Linked DNA regions of Mus musculus: regions 1 and 3 are each linked to region 2. A link is a loop called in an ENCODE intact Hi-C map of the cell type or tissue named here. Cell type or tissue: heart. All regions are shown on one strand. Region 1 holds the start of Chst14 (carbohydrate sulfotransferase 14). Region 2 holds the start of Ivd (isovaleryl coenzyme A dehydrogenase). Region 3 has its middle 15 kb from the start of Gm39914.

Region 1 (8,000 bases), 65 kb before region 2:
ACAACGCTAATCCCTTCCCTCTGTTGTCCTAGGGAGAGCTACTTTAAAGGGGCCCTTGTTCTCCTGAGGGCCAGCCTAGAGCAGAGGGTTCAACGCTGAGTGGGAATCACAGCGGACCCAGGGAAAGGTAGGAATTCTCAGAAGACGGAGCTTTGGAGTCCAGTCCTGAGAGGTCCCTTCTCCTGGTGATCCAGAGCCCGCAGCACCCCCACTCTGGGCTGGACATGGAGGGAAAGTCAGTTCCCACTAGAATCAGCTGGGCCCCACAATCCTCTGTCGTTTCCTGTGGACCTTTTTCAAAAGTTCATTTCCTGGAAAGAAAACTTAAGCAAAACAGGCCCAGCAGTGCCTTTGCCTTGTTGCTCTCTATGCTCGCCCCTTCATTTCCCCTACCTCATAGCTGTCCACCTCTGGCCAGCAGGATGCTCTGTGGCCCAGCACCCCTTTTCTGCCAGGTGGACATGAACCAAAGCGCTAATCAAGGACCTCTTTTCTTTTGCTCCTCCCCTTTCCCCTTTGGAGCAGTGTTCTGGGCCAACCAGTTAGGCTGGGTTCAATGCTTTCCAAATCAAAGAGTGGAGAAATTTTGCAAAAGGCCTCAGCCCACAAGGCCCTTCAGTAAGTCCTGCTTTCTCATCCTTGTTTCTGTCTACTCCCACTTTCCACAAACCTTCTCGATCCCCAGTGTGATCAGCTGGTCCACTGTCTGTGTGTCTGTCCTTTTCTTTTTCCCTCCTACTTGAGAGGCATGTACGTCTGGGGTGGACTCTTTGGATGGCTACTCACCCTCTCTGCGCTGATTGCCACCTCTGAAAGCCAGGATGCCACATTGGGGAACTGAACTCCTCAGTTAAGTGGAACGGAGCACAGCCAACAGCTGGGCCTCACGTTCTCGGGGCTTCCTAGGTTGCCTCTGCACTAGTGGCACCTTCGAGGGCACCAATGGCTGATACAGGTTTGGAATTGCTGTAAGCCCCTAGGTAACAAACAAAGAGCAAGGGGTGGGCTAAGAATGGAGGACTCCTGAAGTCCTTGAGGCTCACGGGACATGTTGACAGTCTCTTTTTGTAATTCTCAATTCTCCCCCTTGCTCACAAAGCAATCCCTTTTTTGTTGTTGTTTGAAAATATTGGCCTGGGGTGGGGGGTGGGGGGGGCTGGTGTTCTCCTCGATTAAGCTGGCACAATGGTAGGCACCTATACTTCCAGAGGCTAAGGCAGTTGGATTGTACGTTTAAGTCTAGCCTACATATAGTAAGACCTCCCCACCACATCTCAGAAAATACAGTGAGGCCACCTTACCTTTAAAAGAAATGAGTCAGGCATGGTGGCTATTGCCCTTAATCTCAGCTCTCGGGAGACAGAGGTAGGTGGATCTATGAGTTTGAGGCCAGCCTGGTGTACATATCATGTTCTAAGGTAGTGAAGGCTACACAGAGTCAGGACTCTGTCTCAAAAACTAAACCAAACCAACCAACCCCCCCCTCCAAAACAAAACAAAACAAAACCAAGAAAAAATCAGCCTGTTCCTGCCTAATCTAAGACACGGCCGAGCTCATGCCGCCTCTCCATCCCCTTGAGCACTACTCTTCTTTTAATCATGTGTAAATGTGCACATCTGTGTGAGTGTATACCACATGTGTATGGGTACCCACAGAGGTCAGAGCCACGAGATTCCCTGGAGCTAGAGTTACAGGCAGCTGTGAGCCACTTGAAGTGGGGGGAATTGAACTCAGGTCCTTCTGAACTTAACAGTAAGCCACCTCTCCAGCCCTCATTCCCTTTAAGGACTAATCCACGTAGGTGTGCTATGTACCTGATGCCACATTGTGTATCCCTCTGGTCTGGAACTCCCTGTATATACCAGGCTGGCCTCAAACGCACAGAGACTGTCTTGGATTAAAGGTGTGTACACTCTCTTCCCCTGGCTGGTGCCATTCTTGACAGGCCTTGCCTTTTAAATGGCATCTTAGAAACTGAGTCTGTGAGCATATTAGAATTCCCAGAGGACTTCATGGTGTGACAGGGGCCACTGGACCTGTTTAAGCAGGTTTAGTTACATTGTCTTGTTGCAAGCTTTCTCTTTTCACCTGGGAAAACGAGCATCTAGGAGTCTCCCAGCACCAGTGGGAACTGTGGGGAATTACAGAGTTGCTCATTTTGTATATGAAAAAGCTTTATTAAAAGTTAGCCCTTACAAGGATCCTATTAAAATATACACATTTTAAATAAATGCATTAGACAAGTGACAGCCAGATATATGGGCTGTACAGTCTCACATAGTCTCCAAAGGTTTGTAGGGAAGGGAGGCTTATTGAAGATGCTCCAGGAGCCCTAGGAAGAGGTCAGGCACAGGCGTCTTTGGATGCTTGAGGGGCTGGGCTTTAGAGCTTCGAGGTAAGGGCCCCACTTCCGTTTCTCTTTCCTTAGAAAAATGATTCAGACCTAGCAAGAGGAGGAAATGTAAAAGTCTGGAGTAGAATTGCACACATTTCATTTCTAAGGCACCACAGCTCACTCCAGTCCTGAGGTCCATGGGATGGGTGAATAGGGGGTCACAGCCATTGGTCCTAGGCATGATCATGTGCTTGGCTAGTGTCATATTTGGGATTTGGCCACAGGTTAAATTACAACAGACCAGGTGGACTGCATAGACCCAGCAGCCAGGGGGCTGAAGTCAGTCTTTCGATCAAACATATGGCTTTAATAACCACTGGTGCCCTGCAGACACGGATACCACAGGCCCCTAAGAGAGGCAGTTCACCAGTGAAAGCAGCAGGCCTCCTTTCTAGCTCTGTCCTCTGAGCCACTGTGGACAAGGACCTCCAAGGACAGTCCTTACCACTGAGATATGGAGACACCTAGAGAAACCAGGAAGCCACCCAGAGCCAGGAGTTTCTCTGAAAGACATCCCAAAGCTGATATCATTAAACCCAAACTCCAAAAGGTGCTGGCCTACTGTCATTGGTGACAGGCTTCCTTGGTGACATTGGGCAGTGGGTAAGCAAAGAGGGAGAAGTCCAGGATATACTTAGGTAGCACATCTTGAAGCAGGGCCCGTGGAACATTGCACAAGTGGTAATGCAGACTTTCTGGGCTGGCTGGCCGGTACCAGGCCTGGCGAGCTGGGAACCGGACATGGGGTGGGGCCCGCACCCACTCCAGCACCTGGTTGGCATCAGCCTCCAGCCTCTCATAGGAACCCACGAAGTCGTAGTGCACAGCACATGGTTGGCACAGGTGGTACACAGGCATCCAATGCTCATTCATATGTTCAGGATCCTCATCCACCAGGTATCTCAGGAACTCTGGGAAGGTGACATCGTCCCCTGCAGGGCTGGGGCCAGCTCCAGCCCTGTAGCGCCTGACAATTTCGGCCCCATATCGCTGCTGGTACTCTCGGATCTCTCCAAACTTGTTACGGTAAGCAGACAGGAGGCGTTCCAAGGGGTCTCGCACAAACAGGAACTTGAAGTAGTGCTGCAGACGGTAGCGAATCTCCTCAGGCCGCAGGTCTGCCAGAAACACCAAGTCACTGCGGTGGTCCATCTTGAGGCGGACATCCACGTTGTTCAGGATGCCAGCCAGCACCTTCAGCACACGTTTCCAGTTAGAGCAGGCCACTTTGGGGACATAGCAGTAGAGGAAGCGGTAGCGGTCACTTACGAGAATGTGGCGCAGCAGGGTGCGCCGCTGTCCCACCGGCAAGTCCCAGGGGTCCCGGGGCATGCCTGGTTGTCCGCACACGGCCCTCAAGGTCCGGTTTCGGATGTCCTCCCTCACTTGCAAGTCCGAGTCCCCAGCATCCAAGGATAGGCCTCTAGGCTTAGGATCTGTCCCGCTCCAGGCCGCGCCTTTGTGGCTGGGAGGGTGCAGGGGAAGGGGTTTCATCTCCGATAGGATGCCTCGCTCGATCATGAGCAGCAGTCCGCTGGAGGCCACGATTACAGCGAACATCAGCATGGACGGCAGCAGCAGGGGCGGCCCCCCGAGCCCAGCCCGGGCCCGGCCCAATGGGGCCCGCCTTGGCGTGCGGCCCAGGGTCTCCGCGCTTTTCGGGGCAGCCAGTGGGGTCAGAGGGCGGGGAAACATGGTGCTGCGGCCAGACCTCGCCGACCTCGAGGCTGCAGGGGAGGTGACTGCAGCAGGGGCTGGAGGTCTCGGGAGGGGAGGGATAGTGGGTGGCCAGCTCCCGGGGTGCAGGCAGGGACCAGGGCCGGATGTCCCGCCCGGCCGCTCTTCTCTCCCCGCCCCTCCCTGATACAGGCGCGAGGGCGGGCCCACGTTGTGGGGCGGGGAGAGGGGCGGGTGCCCGAGTCCTAGGAGCTAGTTGCGGGAGGCCGCAGGCGGACCCTAGCCCGGGAGAGAACTCATGAGCCTGGGCCACTCCAGACAAAATGAGACCTGGAAAGCAGGAGCTACTGAGATCCCGTGTCTCTTTAACACGTGTCCTCTTGGTGCTCCATTTAAGATTTGCACCCTCCATCCTGCTTTAAACTGCTCTGGAACCGCTGTCCCTCCAGCTGTGACCTGAATGCAGGACAACCCACCACTCAGTCGGTCTAGACATAAAGGAGATCTGTCCTGACCGGAAGCATGGTCCTTAGCCGCTTGTACCAGTCCCAGCCCAGGGCAGGGCCACTCTGTCAAGCTCTGGCTAATGTCTCCATGGTGACATTTTGCTTTAGTAATTCCTAGGGACTAGTGCTTATCTACTGAGCAATGCTGATCTGTCTGTAAAAGGAATCTCCCCTGCCAAGTCTGAAGCAGTAGGCTAACTGGGACACTCTGGTCGGAGGCTATGGACAAGTACCTCGGGACCACGTATGGCCAATATATACTTCAGGACAACCTACAAGTACAACGCAGCAACCACAGAAAGGCCTCTTTGCTTGGAGCCAAGATGTACCCAGTGGCAACAGATTGGTCAGAGTACTTTGAACAGCAGCATACAACTAGTCCCTAAGCACTACAGCTTGACTTCGTGTGGGGCCCCAACAAGGCTTAAGACAACAGAACTGGGGAACAAATCACGTTTTTTTGTTGTTGTTGTTGTTGTTTGTTTTTAACTATTTCCTATAGTCATCAGCCACTTGACAGTAGATTCTGTGGCTGTTCACATTGTATGGACTCTGGGGTAGCTGTGACTGAAGGTTTTGTTGTTGTTGTTGTTTAGGTATGGGTTTCACTGGCTAGCCAAGGCTGACTTTCAGACCCAATTCCTAGTCATGACAGCACATTAGATGGGAGGACGAAGAATTGACTTTGGTACAGGTTATGCCCAGAGGATGATGAAAGGACTGGGTGGGAATGGTGAGACTATGAAGCTGATTAGGCAGATGAGGGGGTCTGAGGGATAAAGTGACGTGTGTGTGTGTGTGTGTGTGTGTGTGTGTGTTGTTGTTGTTCAGAGAGCCACACAGAAAACATGGGGTAAATGTCTGAACTGGGAGGTTCAGTGGCTTTAAAGTTGGATGCTGGGTGCATCTCAGGCCACTTCTGACCCTTCACTACACTGCTGTCCCTTTCTAGGCAGTGTATAGATTTCTGGTGGTGGGATTGCCTGCTCCATTTGTCTGTAAAGTGACACCTCTTAGAACTCTCGTGGGCAGCACACTGATGGCTGTCCATACCATGGGATAGCCTACCCATGTCATGGGGATGAAAGCTCTGATCTCATCACCACTTTTCTTCCACCATAGATTTGGACTTAGCTAGCAGGTGGGGGGGACCTCAGCATCCCAGAATGAGAGGGCTCTAAAGAGGTCAATGTTAGTCCACCAGTCAAATCCTGAAACTGATGCAGTCCTATCCCACACCACAAACGGAGTGCCAGCTACAAGAAACTAAGAAGTTTCTACCCAGCCCCAAGGTTACGATAGAGTTGTCTTCATGCATCTAGATTAACTGCCTTCCACTTAGCACACTGGCCAAGCTAGTGCTGGCAACCCAAGAATTTCACAAACCCAGAAGGCAGCTGTGGCTACCTTGATGTTAACTTCAAGCTCCCATTTCCTGTCTCTTTTCACTTGCTTTTTTTCTGGCTTTGCACCTTCATCAGCCTTAATAAGCACTTCTGCTGCAAGGAGTAATTAACCAGGACTCCTGACACAAGACCAGTGAGCCCCTCCATATTTACACACTAAAATCCAAACCAAATCCCCAAAATAGAAGCACAAAGCCAAACTCAAAACAAAACACACAGAAAATAACTCTTTTCTAAATCAATACAATTTCTCAAATTTATTTATTTTTCTTAAAGAAGTACTTCTAATCTCTGTCAAAAGGGAGGTTAGGAAAGGTACCCCCTCCCTTGTAAACACTGAAATACAGATCTGGGAAACCAGGATCGACACACACAAAAAGTGCATTTTACAAAATATCAACTAAAATATATTTTACATGGATTATACTTCCATTGAAATTCTACCAGCTGCATTTTCATGTTCGAAAAAATATTTCCACATCTAAAGAGATTCCAAAAGCATTTAACATCTGGGCAGCAGCCCCCCTGCCTCCTAGGAGGGCCTGATCTCCTCTCCTGTGGGTGAGGCTGGGCTCCTTGGTAGCACCCTAGAACGAGCAGGCTCCAAAGGGGTCCATCTCCACTCTTGACAACTTGTTTCTTATGCCTTGCTCTTTCAAACTGATGACTTCCTCCAAAGAGCTTATTCCATGTGAAGTCTTCCCTTTGGGTTTGGGATAGGGCTTCCAAAACAACAACAAAAAATTAACCTGTGAAGCCTTCAGGCCTACCCAGCCCAATTACCCATCAGGAACAGTTTATCTTCCACGGATCAGGGCCTGGACCTGGGGTTGCCGGGTCTTTGCCTTCAGGGTTCACTTCCACCTCCCAATGCAGCCTGTGTCAGACTATCCTCACCCCAGTGCCGTGTCCCCAGACTGCTGGACCCGTGTCTCCCCTCTCTAGGGAGGACCTAGTGCCATCTTCCACAGTGTATACCCCCCTCCCCCGAACATGCCTGGATGGCAAGTGGCCAGCGCTGGGCCCCAGGCACACCACACTTCCCTGCACTGCACCCTCCCTGAGCCCATGCTCCTCTTTGGTACAAACAAGGTACAAGTGACCAGGCTTCAGCCCCTCAGCCCAGGCCAGCAGGGGACTGAGCCTTCTGATCAATCACTGGTGGGGAGCGTGAGGCTAGAACAATCTCTGGGCAACAGGAATGAACTGAAAATGCAGGGCCGAGCCCCCAGAGGAAGTGGCTGCAGCTCAGGTCGGTGGACTGATACAGTGTTGATTCTCACTGGGATGGAAATTAGTGCAATCTACGAAAGACTAGGGTAAGGGGTGGCAGGGCAAGAGGAGCCACAACTCTCCTTTGGTTTGATTTCAGGTGGGTGTGGCTTGAAGAGTCACGTGTGAAGTTCTGCAAGAGGTTTCCCAGAACCTCCAAGAATAAGGCAAGAGGAAAAATCTTCAGCGAATCAGGTAGCAATTTTCCTTGTCCCCTGCCCCCACCCTCTCTCCCAGACATGATAAACTCCATGTTGACCAGTATTCTGGGAAGCCAGACCTGCTGGGTGACCCTTAATGGCAAGCTGACATGAGGCTGACACCCATGGGTGGGCAGGGTCAACTTGTGCCAGCACCAGTGGCTACTGCAGCGGTAAAGGAAGAAAGCCAGGGATAAGCCTCGAGTCCAGGAAGAGGAAGTCAAAGCTCGGCTCTCTTATTCACCGGAACAAGCCAGAGCTGTGCTAGAATCTGCAGAGCCTGGTCCCAGGCTGACAGGGAAGCAGCGGGTCACAGTGGGTGAGGTAAAGCTGGCTCCTGCTCCCCTTGGAAGGCCTTGGGGAGGCTAGAAAAGGGCCTGGTAGGCCTGGTTCTGGAAGGACCTTACCCCTTCTACTTGTCCCTGCCCTTCCTTGGCCAGGTCCCTCAGGCCTGGCCCAACCTCAGGGAAGACGGAATCTTCAGGAGTCTCCACCCTGGGGTGCAGAGATGGGCACCCCAGGCCAAGCTGAGGGTCTAGATAC
Region 2 (8,000 bases):
TCAACGCTCGCCTCATAAGCCTGCCGACCTCAGTTTAGTTCTCCTTGAACCCAGGTAAAGGTGGAAGGAGGAAACATACTCTACAAAGTTGTTCTCTGACCTCCACATAGACACACAGATTCATACATCAATAATAGAGTTCAAAAAAATAATCTGTTAAAAAAAGAATGCTATAAAAGCTAGTTATAGTAGCACACAGGCAGGTGGATTCTGAGTCCAGCCAGATCTACATAGTGAGATACTGTCTCAGAGGTAGAGAGAGACAGACAGAGACAGAAGCAGAGAGAGACAAGAGAGAGCACATTATTGGAGGGAAATACTCAAAGCCCATGGAAAAGTGCGTATGCAGCCTAACACCATGTACAACGAATGTATACAAATGGTGTGTGTTTCAGGGAGGGTATATCATAAAACTAGATCTAGGGGTTCACTATGTAATCCCAGCATTCAAGAAGCTGGGCAGGAAGATTGCTGAAACTTCAAGGACAGCCTGGCCACCCAGCAACATCCAGTCTCAAAACAAAGAACTGTATAAATACCTACTATAAATGAAGGCAATCTTCTTTAAAGTATTCAGGCTTAAAAGCATTGAAAAGACATTGATTTAGAAGGGAAAGTAAGAGGGTGGACGAAGGGTTCAGTGGGTAGGAGCATGTGCTAGCTAGTTTTATAGTGATTTGATACAAGCTAGGGCCATGGGAGAGGAAGCATCAATTGAGAATACGCCTCCATAAGAGCCAGCTGTAACTTGGATTTTTCTTTTTTAAAGATTTATTTATTATATATGAGTACACTGTAGCTGTCTTTAGACACACCAGAAGAGGGCATCAGATCTCATTACAGATGGTTGTGAGCCACCATGTGGTTGCTGGGATTTGAACTCAGGACCTCTGGAAGAGCAGTCAGTGCTCTTAACCTCTGAGCCATCTCTCCAGCTCCGGATTTTTCTTAATAAGTGACTTAATTAGGGCACTTTCTTTTTAAATATTTATTTATTTATTTTATGTATATGAGTACACTGTAGCTGTCTTCAGACACACCAGAAGAGGGCATCAGTTCCCATTATAGATGGTTGTGAGCCACCATGTGGCTGCTGGGAATTGAACTCATGACCTCTGAAAGAGCAACCAGTGCTCTTAGCAGCTGAGCTGTCTCTACAGCCTCTAGGGCACTTTCTTAATTAGTGATGGATGGGGGAGGGTATAGCCCATTGGTGGTTGTGGGCGGTATCCATGGCCTGGTGGTTCTGGCTTTTGTGAGAAAACAGGCTGAACAAGCCATGAGGAGCAAGCCAGTAAGCAGTAGTACCCTTCCATGGCCTCTGCATCAGCTCCTGCCTACAGGTTCCTGCGCTGTTTCAATTCCTGTCCTGACTTCTTACAGTGATGGACTAAGATGCGGAGCTGCAAGTCAAACAAATTCTTCCCTCCTCCCGTTGCTTTTGGTCATGGTGTTTTGTCAGTGCAATTATAATTCTAGCTAGGACAGAAATTGGTACCAGGATAGTGTGTGTGATAGACCTGAGCATGTTGTTTTGGGGAGGATTGTGGAAGGACTCTGGAACTTTGAACTAGAAGTCATTACGTTTTCAAAGCTTAGTGAGCTATTCTGTGGGACATAAAATTGTTGAGAGAAATGCAGAGGATGGAGGCCTGGCTTGTGAAGTTCTGGAAGGAAGTTTGAGAGTCACTCGAAGACTCTACTGGGGTCATTTCATATTTGGAGTTAAGAATTTATGGTCCTGATTAGCTAGTGCTGAAAAGTCAGTTCTGATTAACAAAAGACCAGAACCACTAAAGTGAAACCTTTGCTTTGACAGCAAAACTGGAGCTTTGAAATTGATGCTGGAGCTGAGAAATGAGTGTTGTTTGGGAAGAGACCAGCATCCCTGAGGTGAAATCTTCTGGGAGGTGTTTCCTCAGTTAGCACTCAGAAGCTGTGCTACAGAGATAGCTAAGGCTGCACTGTGCTGACAGCGGAACTTGATCAAGCATAAGTCTTCCAGGTGCTGCTGGTTTTAAAGGTACGAATGGGTCATAGAGAGTAGCTGAGACTTGACATTGTCAGAAGCCAAGAGAGGCAGGCTCTTGGTAAAGGGTCATGGATTACATTTAATGCCCCAGGATTAAAGGGGCCATGCAGAAAAGCAGAAGTTTGGCACCATGAGGAGATCCCAGAAGAGGCTACTAATAGAAGTCCAGCTCAGCTGCAGCAGAGACCCAGCATTTTGGAGATAACCAGTACCACGGGAGGGCCACCAAGAACAGCAGCAGCAGGAGGTGGTGCTTACCAGAGCTTAGAAGACAAGCTGTGTGGGCTGTAGAGGGCAGAGCTGGAGAAGTGACTCAAGCCCCTTAGAGGAGCCCAGAAGGTCATGATTAACCCTAGATATTGGACATTGAGTTATTTACTCTGATGGAGTGTGGGTTTGATTTGATTGTAACTGTACCCTGGTTCTTCACTTTTCTTTCTTTCTTAGAATTCCAGAAGGTGCCTAGGGGCTCCACTCCCTTCCTCCACTAAGGTTATTCATAGCAATACTTGCCCTTGGTATAGCATCTGACTCAGACACACTGTGTGTGAAACCATCACTCCTCAGCAATCTCTTAGGCAATCTACAGCAGTTGCTTCATATACATACATATCTAGATATCTAGATAGATATCTAGATAGATATCTAGATATCTAGATAGATAGATAGATAGATAGATAGATAGATAGATAGATAGATAGATAGATAGATAGGCAGGACCCAAGGCATCCCTGGAAATTATTCATTGGCTTCGATTAGGGAAGAGAGTTAAACCTAGCAATAAGAGTAGGTTAACCAAGCTCTTTGTTTGTTTGTTTTTTCCAGACAGGGTTTCTCTGTGTATCCCTGGCTGTCCTGGAACTCACTCTGTAGACCAGGCTGGCCTCGAACTCAGAAATCCACCTGCCTCTGTCTCCCGAGTGCTGGTATTAAAGGTGTGCGCCACCACTGCCCAGCAACCAAGCTCTTTTTTTTTTTTTCAGCTTTGTGCATTATGCCTTGAAGAGGGGAAGAAAACAAACTTAAGATGGCATTTCAGAATTCTTTAAAGTCTTCCATTGAAAAAGCAAATTGCCCTGGTAGCTATGGGTCATGCGTAACTTCAACCATAAGTTGAGAACCATTGCTTACAAGCCAGGTATGGTGGCCCATGCCTTTAATCCCATCACTCTTGAGGCAAAAGCAAGAGTTCACTAGTAGAGTTCAAGTACTAGTTTAATGCCTTCCAGGCCACCCAAAGCTATACATACTGAGACCCCAAGGAAGGGGAGAATGGGAGAGCGAGAGGGAGAAGGAGAGCGAGAGTGAGCGAGAGAGAGAGAGAGAGAGAGAGAGAGAGAGAGAGAGAGAGAGAGAGAGAGAACAGGTTGGGGTGTAAGTGTTTTCAGATTCATGAGAGCCACTAGAAGTAGGGCCAACCAATCTGCCCACCCAAACACCACCAGTCTTCCAGGTTTGGTCCTTACTCTTTTATCTCCTCCTAGCTGGAGTTCAAAGCCAGGAATCCCCCTGTCTTGCTGTCTCCCTCAAATATTAGTAGGGAGAGGGCGCGCAGTTCCTCTCCCTAGCTTCTACGAAACGCTTCCAAGGCCTGGCAGGCACAAGTCACTTGGGTAAGACCTGGGACATGTCCTGGGGCCGGCCTTCCTACCTGCTTCTGCTCCTCGTTTAGCCCGTTGATATCATCGTCCACAGGCAATATCGAGTGGGCCCGCCGCGGGACAGCGAGGGGCGACGGTGATGGCCGCAGTCTCCAACTGGAAACTCGCCGTCCCAGCAGCCGGATTGCAGTCGCCATCTCTGCGGTGCACCAGGAGCTTGGACTGGTTTAGCTTACGCTCCACCAATCCTAGTTTCAACACTTTGTCCAATCAGGGAGGGGGTGGGGCTTCAGTAGCCAATCGTTCTCGGAAGCCAGCCGAAGGCCTTGCTGCCCTTGCAACCATGCAAGCCAATCAGCCGAGAGGCGGCAGCCAGCCCTGGCTCCTGTGCTGGCTACCTCCCGTACTTGTTTCCTAAGTGTCTTTCTTGCATACAAGAAAGTATAGTAGTATCTCGTGTTAAGATTTTAATCTTGAACGGCACAAGACTATCTTTGTGGGAAAGCAAGTACTCCAACGCAGATGCCTAATGTGGAGGGATAAACTGTCCAAACAGATCTGGAGGTGTGAAGGTCTGTTAAAGAATCTTTTGTTCTAGAGTCCCCACTGACTGAAAACAGCAAAATTTGCTTTGTTATGTAATAGGTTTTGGTTCCTCCTTAAGCGAAAGAGGTTGCCCAGGATTCTCTGCCCTCGGATTCTGTAAGAACGTTTTCTTATTGGGGTGACAGGGCAGGAAGAGAAGAATGGTGTTTGGGGTTCCCTGAAAAAAATCACTTGAGTGAAGATTCTGCAAACTAATTAGAACTTTGTGATTGTGGGTGTTGGGCTGTTGCAGATTCACAGCCAAAATTATATTTGAGTATCTTTAGTTCCTTTAAGTAGCCGTTTATCTCCAACCCACCTAACTGACCCAGTATTCTTGACCATCAGGTAGGAAATTTTATTTTAAATTAGTTCACTAATCAGAGACAGGATCTCTATGTAGCCCTGGCTGTCCTGGAACTTTTTGACTTTGAACTCAAAAGAGATCTGCCTGCCTCTCTCTTACGAGTGCTTCCACTACAAGTGGATAACACCCACCTGGAATTTATTCATTTAGCAGACTACTAACTTGTACAAACCAAGAACATCTTGTATGTCATCTAAGTATGTCATCAGATAATATCAGAGATTTCCCTGGAGTAACTCACCGACCAGTGTTGGCACAAGGTCTTTGGTAAGTACAGTCTTTGGTTTTGTGGCTAAGAACATATCCTGTAGCTATTCCACACTGGAGTACGTCATTAAGGGCAACCCGAATTTTGCTCATGTCATGGTTATTCGTATTGGCTTAAAATAAACTTAGTGCCTTTGAGGGGAGATCTGTCTTTTGTGTCCAGAAGAAGAAAGACTGACAGGAGCCAGGCTCTTATCTCTTAATCCCCTTTCCACTTCTGTCCAGGAAGGGGGCTTTGAACACATTGCTTGGATCCTTGCTGTGTCTTTTATCACCTGAAAATGAGAACAGTGTTCCCCACTACAATGTCATCATGAGGCATATTCACTGGGCAGGGGGTACAGTGCGATGTAAGGCATCCACTTGAGTACCCAAGGCTTTGGTTCAACCCCAGCAATCAAAATTATAATAAAAATGATTGCATACTTAATTATATGGCATAGCACTCAGAGCCACATGCTCATTTTTAGTTGTCCCTACCACATCTGACTTTTCCTACCTGGTCTCACATTCTAATTTAGCCCCTCCCACAACTGGAAAGAGCTGCATTCTGAGCCCTCCCTAAAGATAGGTCAAAAACCAATCACAGAGCAGCTTCTACACCTATAATCTCAGCCTTTGGAAAACCGAGGCAGGAGGATTGGAGTTCAAAGCCAGCCTGGGCTACAAGAGACCAGTAAAAGCATAAAAATGAAAACACACAAAATCACATTCCTCTTATTTCTACTCTGGTTGAAGTGACTTCTTTAGATATTTTGAGATTGTCCTAGATCTCTTGAGAGACAAGAGAATGGGTGTAATGAAGGGTTTTACAGCTAAGGCTGCTCTGTCTCTCCTCAGCCTCCCCTCTACAGAATGAGGGAACCTTGAGTCTTCGTTACTGACCTCCGTGTGGGATGTGAAGCGTTGCTTTATAGGAAATATGGGCCAGAAGCTCAAAGAGCAATGAAAATACTTGTAATAGAGGAGGCTCTACCACCTCACCCCTATTTTAACAGCTTCTACACCAGTCTGTTGAGAATTTTATTTAAAAATATTGACAATACATTCGAATGCTAAAACAAACAAACAAAAAAACCCGAAAACCTTTAGCATCCCATCTTTTCCTGTTCCTTTTCTCTCTGGAAGTAACATTCGTATTCCTTTCTTTGGGTTATTATTATGGTTTCTGTGAGTGCAGCTCCTGTAGACTGTGTGACACTGTGCACAAGGAAGTTAGAGGGAAGCACTATGGAGTGGACTCTTTCCTGCTGATGAGAACAGAGGTTTTTTTTTTTTTTTTTTTTTTTTTTTTTTTTTTTTTGGTTTTTTCGAGACAGGGTTTCTCTGTGTAGCCCTGGCTGTCCTGGACCTCACTCTGTAGACCAGGCTGGCCTCGAACTCAGAAATCCGCCTGCCTCTGCCTCCCGAGTGCTGGGATTAAAGGCGTGCGCCACCACGCCCGGCACCTTAGGGGCCCCAAACAGCTTCCCAGACATCCTTGGGTCTCCTGCCGGGAATGAGAGAAGGGAGAGCTGGGTTCTTGTCTCCTCTTGACTGAGCACCCTGCCTGGAAGCTGCAGGTGAGGGTAGGGACTAAAGCCTCATGCTCCCTCTGGTGAGCCGCTTTGGGACTGGACCGTCTTACTTTCACAGCATAAATAGCTATTTGCCAATTTCAGCTCATCTCCCAAATGTTTTTAGGGTTCTGTCTTTAGAAGGACATAACCCAGAGCTTTCTGGCCAAGAGGATAAGATTCTGATGTGTTCACATTTTAATTTCAAGGATCAGAGGGTAGAGGGAGGAGAGAAAGCAAGTTAATTAGCAGTCACAGGTAAAACTAAACTACTCACGTTGAAACTTTGAAAGCTACCAGAGCTGATTGATTGGTGGGGCCTCTGCAACCTGCTAACCTATAAACCAGAGCGAATGTAGAAACAAGAGCTCAGCCTGTGAGGCTGAGGAGACAGATGGCTCAGCAATCAGTGCTGGCTGACCTCCCTACAGGACCTGAGTGCCACTCCTAGGACCGAAATGGCAGCTCACAGCTGCCTGTGACTCCTATTCCAGGGGCTCCTAGGCCTCTGGCCTCTGGCATTTTACATCTCTGCACTCATGTGCACATACCAGGCATAGGCACACACACACACATGCCCACAATTATAAATAATAAAAGTTTTTTAAAAAAGAAAGAAAGAAAGAAGGAAAGAAAAGAAAGAAAGAAGGAAAGAGAGAGAGAAAGAAAGAAGAGTTCTGCTTGTGGACTGTACTCTTCCCTGGATCTGCATTTTCCTTCTCTACCCTCTATCCTGTAGCTGAAGTGGGTTACTTTGCTTTTTTTATATAAGGCTTAGAAAAGCATGCTCTTGCCGGGAGTGGTGGCGCACGCCTTTAATCCTAGCACTCGGGAGGCAGAGGCAGGCGGATTTCTGAGTTGGAGGCCAGCCTGGTCTACAGAGTGAGTTCCAGGACAGCCAGGGCTATACAGAGAAACCCTGTTTCGAAAAACCAAAAAAGAAAAGAAAAGAAAAGAAAAGAAAAGAGAAGAGAAGAGAAGAGAAGAGAAGAGAAGAGAAAAGAAAAGAAAAGAAAAGAAAAGAAAAGAAAAGAAAAGAAAAGAAAAGAAAAGAAAAGCATGCTCTTAGTGCTTAGACATTGTCAAGTATTGCCCAGCTTTGCTGCTGCTGCTGGCTGGAGAACCCTCGGAGACAGAGGTCAGACAGAGACCTCATCCTAGAGTTTCAGGGCTCTCTTTTGTTTTTAACTCCTAGGAGGAACGGAGATTTTCAAAAGAGACACTTGTACCCTTGCTTTTGGTTGCCAGATTATTGAAAGAAAGGACGTGGAGAAATTGGAATCCCCCACCCCCACACACACACCCGAGGAATCTCATGCTTGGAGAAGGGAAAACTGGGCCCTGGTGACAGAAAGTGGGGAAGCCTGTCTTCCACAGGGAGATCTCTCATGGGTCTAAAAAAACGGTCTGACGGCATTGCCAGAGAAACTGGATCTGACAGTGCTGATGGGCGTGAATCCATGACCACACCTTGGCCAGGACTAGTGTGAGGGGTAACTCTTGCCTCTACTTAAACCTAAGCCTCACGCCAGGACCCCCAAAAGGACCCTCAGGGAGGGTGTTATGATTTCTCTTCTGTTGCTGTGATAAAA
Region 3 (8,000 bases), 110 kb before region 2:
ATTGCCAGGGGTCAGTATTGAGGCTGATGGAGGGTCTGGGGAAGAGTGGGACACGGGAGGAAGACAATGGCGACAGGAAGAGGAGGAGAAGGGAGAGGAGAAGAAGCAGCTAGAATCAGGAAGCTGGGTGGTGTATGCCTGTAATCCCTGAGTTCCGGTGGAAGCTTTAGGATCCAGAGTTTGAGACTCTATCTCAAAATAAACAGAGGATCAGATCAATTATAGGTATGAAAATGTCAGCTCTGTGTAGATAAATACAAAGCATTTGGGCGATGTCACAGTTTGTCATGTTTGTCCTCAAAACATAAGTTCGGGGAGCAGGCGAGGTTGTTAGCGCAGTGGTCAAAAATTCCTCTATCGCTGCACCACATACCAGAGCGAGCCTGCTTTCCTACCCTCCTGTGCCAAGACTGGCGGCCTCCAAAGAGCCACCCGAAAATTCGATCTAAAACGCTGTTCTAATGAGGCTGATCTCAGGCTCGCGCATGGCTGGCGCAGTGCAGACCGGGGGGGCTGCACAGCCGCGGCCTGCACTGTATCAGCACCGGGTTCACCCAGCGCTCCGTCTCCGCCTCGCCGGCGGCGGTGCTGGCACCGGCATCGGCTGCCCCAAGTTCACGCTTGCGCGACCCGCACGTTCCCTCGGTCCCAGCCCCAGGGAGCCGCACGGCAGCAGGACTAAGACCTTGATCCTGACCCGGCCGGGGATGCGTGGCCGGGCGCTCCGCGGCTCGCGAGGGCTGGGAACTGCAGCAAGTGCCGGAGTCACGAGCAGGGGGCGCTCAAGGGATGCCCCGAGTCAATACCGGGTGGGGCGGAAAGAGAAGGTCCTGTCACTCGCTGAACCATGGGCCCACTAGGGTAGCTCCCTAGAGGCTCGGTGTGGGCGAGAAGCCACCGGAGGGAGTGATGAGGTCCCCGAGGGGCGGAACAGCTACTCGCTGCTCGCTGGGCGCCTTCCACCGGCGTGAAGCTAAGTGGAGAGCGGCAGAGAATAATTTGCGTCCAAACGAGGGAGATTTTCCGGTCTGTAGGGAGGAAGAATTGGAACACATTATAACCGCACCCCCACCACACAAACGCCCACCAGAAGATGCAAAACCCCGTTGTCGTTATACAAACACGTGTGCCGGGGAGCCCACTATAACCACATCCCCACCACACAAGAGCCAAGACCCTTTTGTCGTTACACAAACACTTGTGCAGGGGCCAAGCAGATTCCTTTGCCAGAACACGTAGACACGAAGCGCCACCTAAAAAATCTGTCACTCATTAAACACAAAACCCGAATCTAGGACTGTGCCAGACACATTCAGGATAAGGCAGTCATGGGTGTTGTTTGCAACCTGACTTTCCTGACTGTACCCTTCAAGGCAGGGCTTGGTAACTCTCCCACTCCTCCCTAGAAATCCACTTACACAGCGCTTTCGTAGAGCACGTGGATTTTATTGAAGGCTTCTAGAGGAAAGCAAAGAAAGGACATGTACGCATAGGGCAGGGGGCACAGCCCTTCATTCGTCCAGAAAGTTCTTTCTTTTTGCCTGTTTGGCTGTTTCTTACGGCCCCTTTATTTGAGCAGCGTCTGAATCATGCCTACTTGAACCGCACCCCCACGCCCTTCCAAGAGACTTTGCCACATCTTCACCCGTTTGTGCAGAGAGGAGGGGGGGGGCTTGCATCTCCTAAATTGCTCACTGGCACGCACACTTGCTTACTCCAGGCAACCTGCTCAGCATTCCCTGCAGTTAGTCAACAACACCCCACCTCCACCGTCTTTCTCTTTCTTTCTGTAGGAGGAGATGGCTAGGCATCCTCGAGTGCATGCGCAGGCCAGAAGCCAATGCAGGTGTCTTCCTTTATCGCTCTCCATCTTGATTTTTTTTTCAATTTGCAATTCTTTGCAAACAATTTTATTTGTTTGCGTTTCCACGTGTCTGTACAGATTCACACCTGTAGGAGCCAGAGGACAACTTGTGGGAGTCATTCTCTCCTGACATGTAGGTCCTGTGCATCAAACTTGAGTTCTCAGGCTGGTGGCAATAACCTATGCCCATTGAGACATCTCATCAGCCTTGCCTTATTTTCTGAGATGGGGGGTCTCTTCCTGAACCTGGATCTTACCATTTTAACTAGACTGGTTGGCCAGTCAATCCGGGGAATCCACTCATGGCTGGGATTACAAGTACCATCAGCGAGTACTGCAGATATGAACTCTGGTCCTCACACTGACCCAGCAAATCCTTTTTACCCTCTGAGCTTTCTCCTCAGCTTCAGTGCCCCACCCCATCCCAAACCCCTGTCCCCTGACTCACACATGCCTTTTCCTATCCAACTAGCTTAGAAAGCCCTATGAGGTCATTCCTGCTTTGCAGCTAAGGCTGAAGAGGTTAAGTGACATCCACAGTCTCAGGTGTAATAAGTGACAGAGCTAGCCTGCCACTCAGGCATTCAGAATGGACGTCCCCTTTCCACGAGGCACACGGCATCTAGGAAAGGGCCAGATTGAAAAGCCACAGCTAGTGCAATGTCCTGGGTGCATCAGGGAGCAGCGATCGCTGAATGTGTGGTTTCCACATCAGAAGAATGTGCACTGTCCCTTGCTAAATTCTGTGACTCTCTGGCATTTGGACTAGAAGCAATGTTTCACAGATGCAGAGTTCTATCAGGGCAGGCATAATATCAAGCTTCAGAGATGGAAATAAGAGAATTGTGAACTGGAGGCCAACCTAGGCTACACGGTGAGACCCTGTCTAAAAACTAAAAACCACCAACAACATAGTAAGTAGTTATAGCAGAAAGATATATTGAATAACTTATGCACATTTGTATCCCTTCTTGATCACATGTAAATGTAAGGATGTGGCCCCATTTAACCCTCTCAACCCCACTTTTGGTTAAGACGGCAGTAGGCTGATTCCTCCTTTCGTACTGTGAGTTTTTCTCACAGACACTTCTGACATGTAGCACTTTAAACTATAGGTCTTTCTCACAGTCTCTAGGATTTGGGGCTAGCTATGAATATTAGATATAAGTGCTGCATAAATACTGCATGCATATACGTAGGATTTGTATGGTGGCATTTAGGTCCACACGTTCTTTCTTCTTACAGTTTTGTGTGTGGGCTTATGTGTGCACATGTGGAGACCAGAGGGCAACCTCGGCTATCCTCCTTAGCATTTTAAGACAGGGTCTCTTGCTGTCTGAGTAGGCTAGGCTGGACAGCCAGTGAACCCCAGGGGTTCCCTGCCTCTGTGTCCCCAGCAGTGAGATTACAAGCGCTCATCTTAAAGCTGGAGTTCTGGAGACTGAATGTGGGCTTTCAGGGCAAGTGCTTTACTGACTGAGCCATCTCTCCCCAGCTCTCCAAACCTCTTGCGTAGCTTATTTCATAATTAAAACCACTTATAAGCTGGGTACAGCTATTTTTCAAAAATATTTTTATTGTCCTTCTATTTTCTCAGCACTGGGGAGGTAGACACAGGAACTATTCAAGGACAGCCTAGGCTACATGGCAAGACCTTGTCCCAAAACAAAGATATTTTAAAATTGATGTAAAAGTTTAATGTTCATGCTTTGAAATGTATAAATCTTCACGTACTGTTTACTAACAAGTATATGAACTCACACAGACATTAACCACAGTCAGTCAAGATTCACAACATCTCCATTGCTCCAGAGGTTGCTTTCTGTCCATACTACTCAAAGAGCCCAGCACTCTGATATATAATATCATAGATTACTGCTGAGTGGCAGTCAGGTCCACGGTGTGGTGTGCCCTTCCTTATGCGTTGATAGACATTTGGCTACTGTCATACTGCTCTGAACATGGGTGTAGATCTTAATTTCGTCTGAATAAATACTTAGGAGTTTTGCTAGGCATAGAGTAAGCACATATTGAATTTTATAAGATACCATCAGATTAAAAAAAAGAGTTGTAATTTTAGTATTACTAGAAAAAAAGAAAAGAAAAACTGAATCCTGGACAGGTTAAATTACTTATCTAAGAATAACTTGCACAAGCATAGCGTTTTAGAGTTTCTCTAGTTAAGACTATTGTTTTAAAAAAGGAAGCCGAGAAAAGACAGTGGGGTGGTAGGAAGAGACAAAAACCGAGGGAAGCCACCTTTGAACTCTGTCCTGGGCGAGGTGATCTCCCCCACCCCCCACGTGCAGTCAGTGGTCGACTGTCCAGGCTGAGCCCTGGGGTTCAGCCACTCCTTGTCATCTTCTCGGTGTCCTGGGCCGGCCACTGCCTGCAGCCCACACTGTCAGCCCGGAAGCGGCGAGCAGGCACGCGCAGCAGCCAGCAGCCCTTTAAAGCCGGGACTCCGGGGCGCATGAGGCTGGAACATTTTCCAGCGCAGTTCTCTATCGGTCCTGCAGGGGGAGCCACGTCCGCCGCCAGAGGCCGGTCACCCGCGGCTTTGCATCTCTGAGCGAGCGGAGGCCCGGAGCCCACCCTGGCTTTTGGCGGGAGTATTTCAGAAGCCTGCGCGCAGCCTCCCATCCCAGCAGTCATCCCAGCGTGCGGCCAACTATTCTTTTTCGCTTTTGTCCTCTGAGTGCTTTATTTATTTATTTATTTATTTATTTATTTATTTATTTATTTATTTATTATTTTAAAGGACGCGAATCACATTTGTATGGTAAAATCAAACATCTCGGCTGAACTGTCCTTCGGCTGAAAAAGTACTGACTTTCAGATTCTAATAGAGTTGTCAACACTGAAACAGAAGTGGAGGAAAAAAGATTTTTAAATTTTGGTATTTTACCCAGATAGCCATTTGAACCAGAAAATGCCATGCTATACACAATGGGTAACTGACTGAGTAGAAAGCAAACACATTTTCATCAATAAAATGGAAACAGCCCCCACCCTTTAATCTAAAGATTCGCTCTTAGAAGGTCCAGTTTCGCTTGTCCTTTGCTCTAAATTTCGGTTTACTTGAAAGGAAGAAGTGGAAATCTTATGTGGCTGTTCTGAAAGGAAACAAACACCCACGAGGCCCCTTCATCGTAGCAGCTGTCCTCAGGTAAGTGGGAGCTGGTGATTTCATTGGGGAAACAGGACTGAGGGGTAGGAAGCAGGTGAGTGAGCCCTCCAAAATTCAATGTCACAAAATACATAATGCCACTACTGGTAACTGCACATTTCCCTAAGACTGTCATCATTCCTATCAGAGCTAATTTAACAGTTCTAGAAGGGACGTGCGGCTGTAATCCTAGCACTCAGGAGGCTGAGGCAGGAGAATATTCAGCGCAAGCTGATTTGGAATTTATTAGGTAGCTGAGATTGGCTCTCATCTTTCCATCTTCACTGGCTGAATACTGGGATTATAGGTGTGTACTACACATACGTGTAAATTGGTGAATTTTTTCCTGTTTTTTGTGTGTTTGTTTGTTTGTTTGTTTGTTTTCACTTTTGCTTTTGTTTTTCACCAGTTTCTCTGTGTAGTCCTGGCTGTCCTCTGGAACTCACTCTGTAGACCCCGCTGACCTTGAACTCAGAGATCCACCTGCGTCTGCCTCGCAAGTGCTGCGAGGATTAAACGCATGTGCCACCCTGCCTGGTTTTTATGTGTCTGTGTATTCTGACTCCCTGTATGTGTATGTACTGCATGAGCGTCTGGTGCTCGAGGAAGCCAGAGGAGGGGGATGAGTGCCTTGGAACTGGAGTTACAGATGGTTGTGAGCCACCGGACACAAGTGCTGAGAACCAAACCCTAAGGCCTCTACACGACCAGCAATGCTCTTAACCACCTTGTCATCTTTCTAGTCCTGACTGACTGGCTGGATCTTTAATTTTTTTTTTTTTTAAGTACACTGGGGATCAAATCTAGGGCTCTGTGCTTGTCTCCCACCACAGAGCTACATCCTCTGCCCAAATTTTAATTTCGGTTATCTATTTTGTTTTTTTTTTTCTTTGAGTAGCCCTGCATGTCCTGGGACATGCTCTGTAGACCAGTCTGGCCTTGAGCTCACAGAATCCTTCTGCCTCTACCTCCTGAGTGTTGGGATTAAAAGCCTGCCGCCACTACGCTTATTGTCCCTTTTCAAACAGACAATACATAACAACGTTCAAACAAACAAACAAACAAACAAAACAAAACAACCTTGAAACAGCAGGAAATATCAGCAACGTTTTCAACAAACCGCCCTTTCTAAAGCAACTCTCAGAACTGGGTGCCCACCCGCTCTCCTCCACGGCAAGTAAAGGGTCCACGGCCCAGTTTCTTCATGTGTGAACTTCTTTTTTGGCTAAATAGAATGTAGCATTATGTATACTGTCCATCTTGATTTTTCTCCATATTTATTTTGAGACAGGGTCTCTCTTATAGCCCCTGCTTGCCTGGAACTTCCTGTGTAGACTGTCCTGTGACTCACAGAGATTCGCCAAGCCCCTGCTCTCCCCAGCTCTAGGACGGAAGCCATAGAACATCGCCCAAGCCTCACTTCACAGAGAGCCACCCTACGTCACTTTTTAAAAATGATACGAGAGTATTCCCTTGCATTAATAAAGCACACATTAACTATCCAGGCTCTCATCTATGGACATTCAGGTTTTGCCCAGTGATTTTGCTATTACAAACGAATCGCAATGCCCACTTTGCACGTCATTTTGCACTTGCATTTTAAGGTAAGTTCCTAGGGCTGTAGTTTGTAGAGTAGCAAGCTGGGCACGCACACTTTTGAGTGATCCTCTCAAATCCTTCCCTGCAGGGGCTGTCCCACAGTGTTCCTCCCTTCCTCATCTGCTTGCCCAAGGAGTGTTATCAGAGGTTTAGCTTCTTGGCATATTCTTAGTTAAAGCATTTCTGGTTACTTTTATCTTAAAAAAATATGAGACTGAACACTTCTGTCTGCATTTAACACTCACTGCATTTCTATGTATGCTTATTTTTTTATTGTTAGCAGATTTGAACTATGGCTTTGCTTAGTCCTACGACATTTCATAGGTGGATTTGTTTTTTATGTTACAAGTTGCAAATATTTTTTCAAAAATTTGCATTGCTTCTCCCTTCATGCACACATATGGGGGTGGGGAGGGTGTCTTGTGGCTGTGAGTTTAGCACCATTTTGTGCTCCCGATGGGCCACACGCAAGCACGCACACACCCACTCAAGAGCTATCTGGATCTCAATGAAAGACAGACAGACACACAGACACACACGCATGCATGCGGGTGTGCACACACACACCAGTTAATTTTAAGTATGCTTTGACTAGCTCAAAGGCTGGAGACTGGCTAGCACACATTTCCCTTCTGTAATCCTGGTTTAACACCCTCTAATTCTATATTTTATCTTTGTTGCCCTGGTTCCTTCTGGGCGGCTCCCTAGTCTTTGACACTTCTGGGCGGTCCTTCTCGGGGCCGCATTCCTTCTCACCTGCATTTCAGATGATTTTCCTTCTGCAGCTCTAAATCTGATCTGTCTCCGAATTGTCGCGATTCTCACTTCCTCTCTCCTTCTAGTTTCTAGCTCATGCAAATCCAAAGGTCATACCTCAGTCTACCTGCTCTGCCACTAGCCATTGGCTTTTTGTTGATTGATCAAAAACCATTTGGGGACAAGGACCTTCAGTGTTTGAACACACAGATCCCTGATTTTGGGGGCCAGATTAACTCAAAGCATTAGAACCAATCCCCAACTGGGTTTTCAGAAGCTTGAGTGGCCTTGAACTCCCATTCTCTTGCTTGTCTCCTAAGGGCTGGGATTACAGGCATGTGCCACCATACCCACCTATATTGCCTTTGTGGGGTAGGGGGCAGGGTTTTTCTATGTAGCCCTCTGCAGGCCAGGCTGGCCTCAAACTCAGAGTCGCTCCTGTCTTTGCTTCCTGAGAGCTGAGATTAAAGCCGTGTACCTCCATTGCCCTGAATATTGCCTTTTGACTTGGTTGATTTATGGTTATTCTTGTCTTGTAAGGGCATTTTTCTTTTCTTTGTGTGTGAGGGTTGGGGGCAGGGAGAGTATACATATTAGTGTGTGCATTCTTAT

What was found. Hi-C counts contacts between places; a loop is a spot of excess contacts. Peaks named below come from ENCODE experiments on the same cell type or tissue, not always from the same donor. Only the 100,000 strongest peaks of a DNase experiment are listed, where the experiment ranks them.
Region 1: it touches region 2 in a loop (4-fold over the local background); 1 of 42 quality-filtered maps calls a loop at or near these places.
Region 3: it touches region 2 in a loop (11-fold over the local background); 1 of 42 quality-filtered maps calls a loop at or near these places.

Annotation. Positions count from the first base shown.
Region 1 is chr2:118,922,743-118,930,742 of GRCm38, reverse strand. It overlaps Bahd1 (bromo adjacent homology domain containing 1), which reads right to left. Exons shown (of 7, transcript NM_001045523.1): 7 at 6,219-8,000. Chst14 (carbohydrate sulfotransferase 14) reads right to left here and starts at 4,246. Exons shown (of 1, transcript NM_028117.3): 1 at 2,158-4,246. The coding sequence starts at 4,091. The coding sequence ends at 2,961. In heart, no CTCF peak of the experiment used is centred here; DNase peaks (open chromatin) are centred at 3,212, 4,232 and 7,688; H3K4me3 peaks cover 2,130 bases; H3K27ac peaks cover 2,534 bases.
Region 2 is chr2:118,857,851-118,865,850 of GRCm38, reverse strand. It overlaps Ivd (isovaleryl coenzyme A dehydrogenase), which reads right to left and starts at 3,857. Exons shown (of 12, transcript NM_019826.4): 1 at 3,684-3,857. The coding sequence starts at 3,830. It overlaps Gm39913 (a long non-coding RNA gene), which reads left to right and starts at 3,997. Exons shown (of 2, transcript XR_866660.2): 1 at 3,997-4,852. In heart, no CTCF peak of the experiment used is centred here; a DNase peak (open chromatin) is centred at 3,920; H3K4me3 peaks cover 1,376 bases; H3K27ac peaks cover 1,450 bases.
Region 3 is chr2:118,969,238-118,977,237 of GRCm38, reverse strand. No RefSeq gene overlaps it. Among named protein-coding and RNA genes, the nearest start is that of Gm39914, 15 kb to the left of the region's middle. In heart, CTCF peaks have their summits at 776 and 4,382 (motif pointing right); DNase peaks (open chromatin) are centred at 767 and 4,347; H3K4me3 peaks cover 2,413 bases; H3K27ac peaks cover 1,664 bases; H3K27me3 peaks cover 2,598 bases.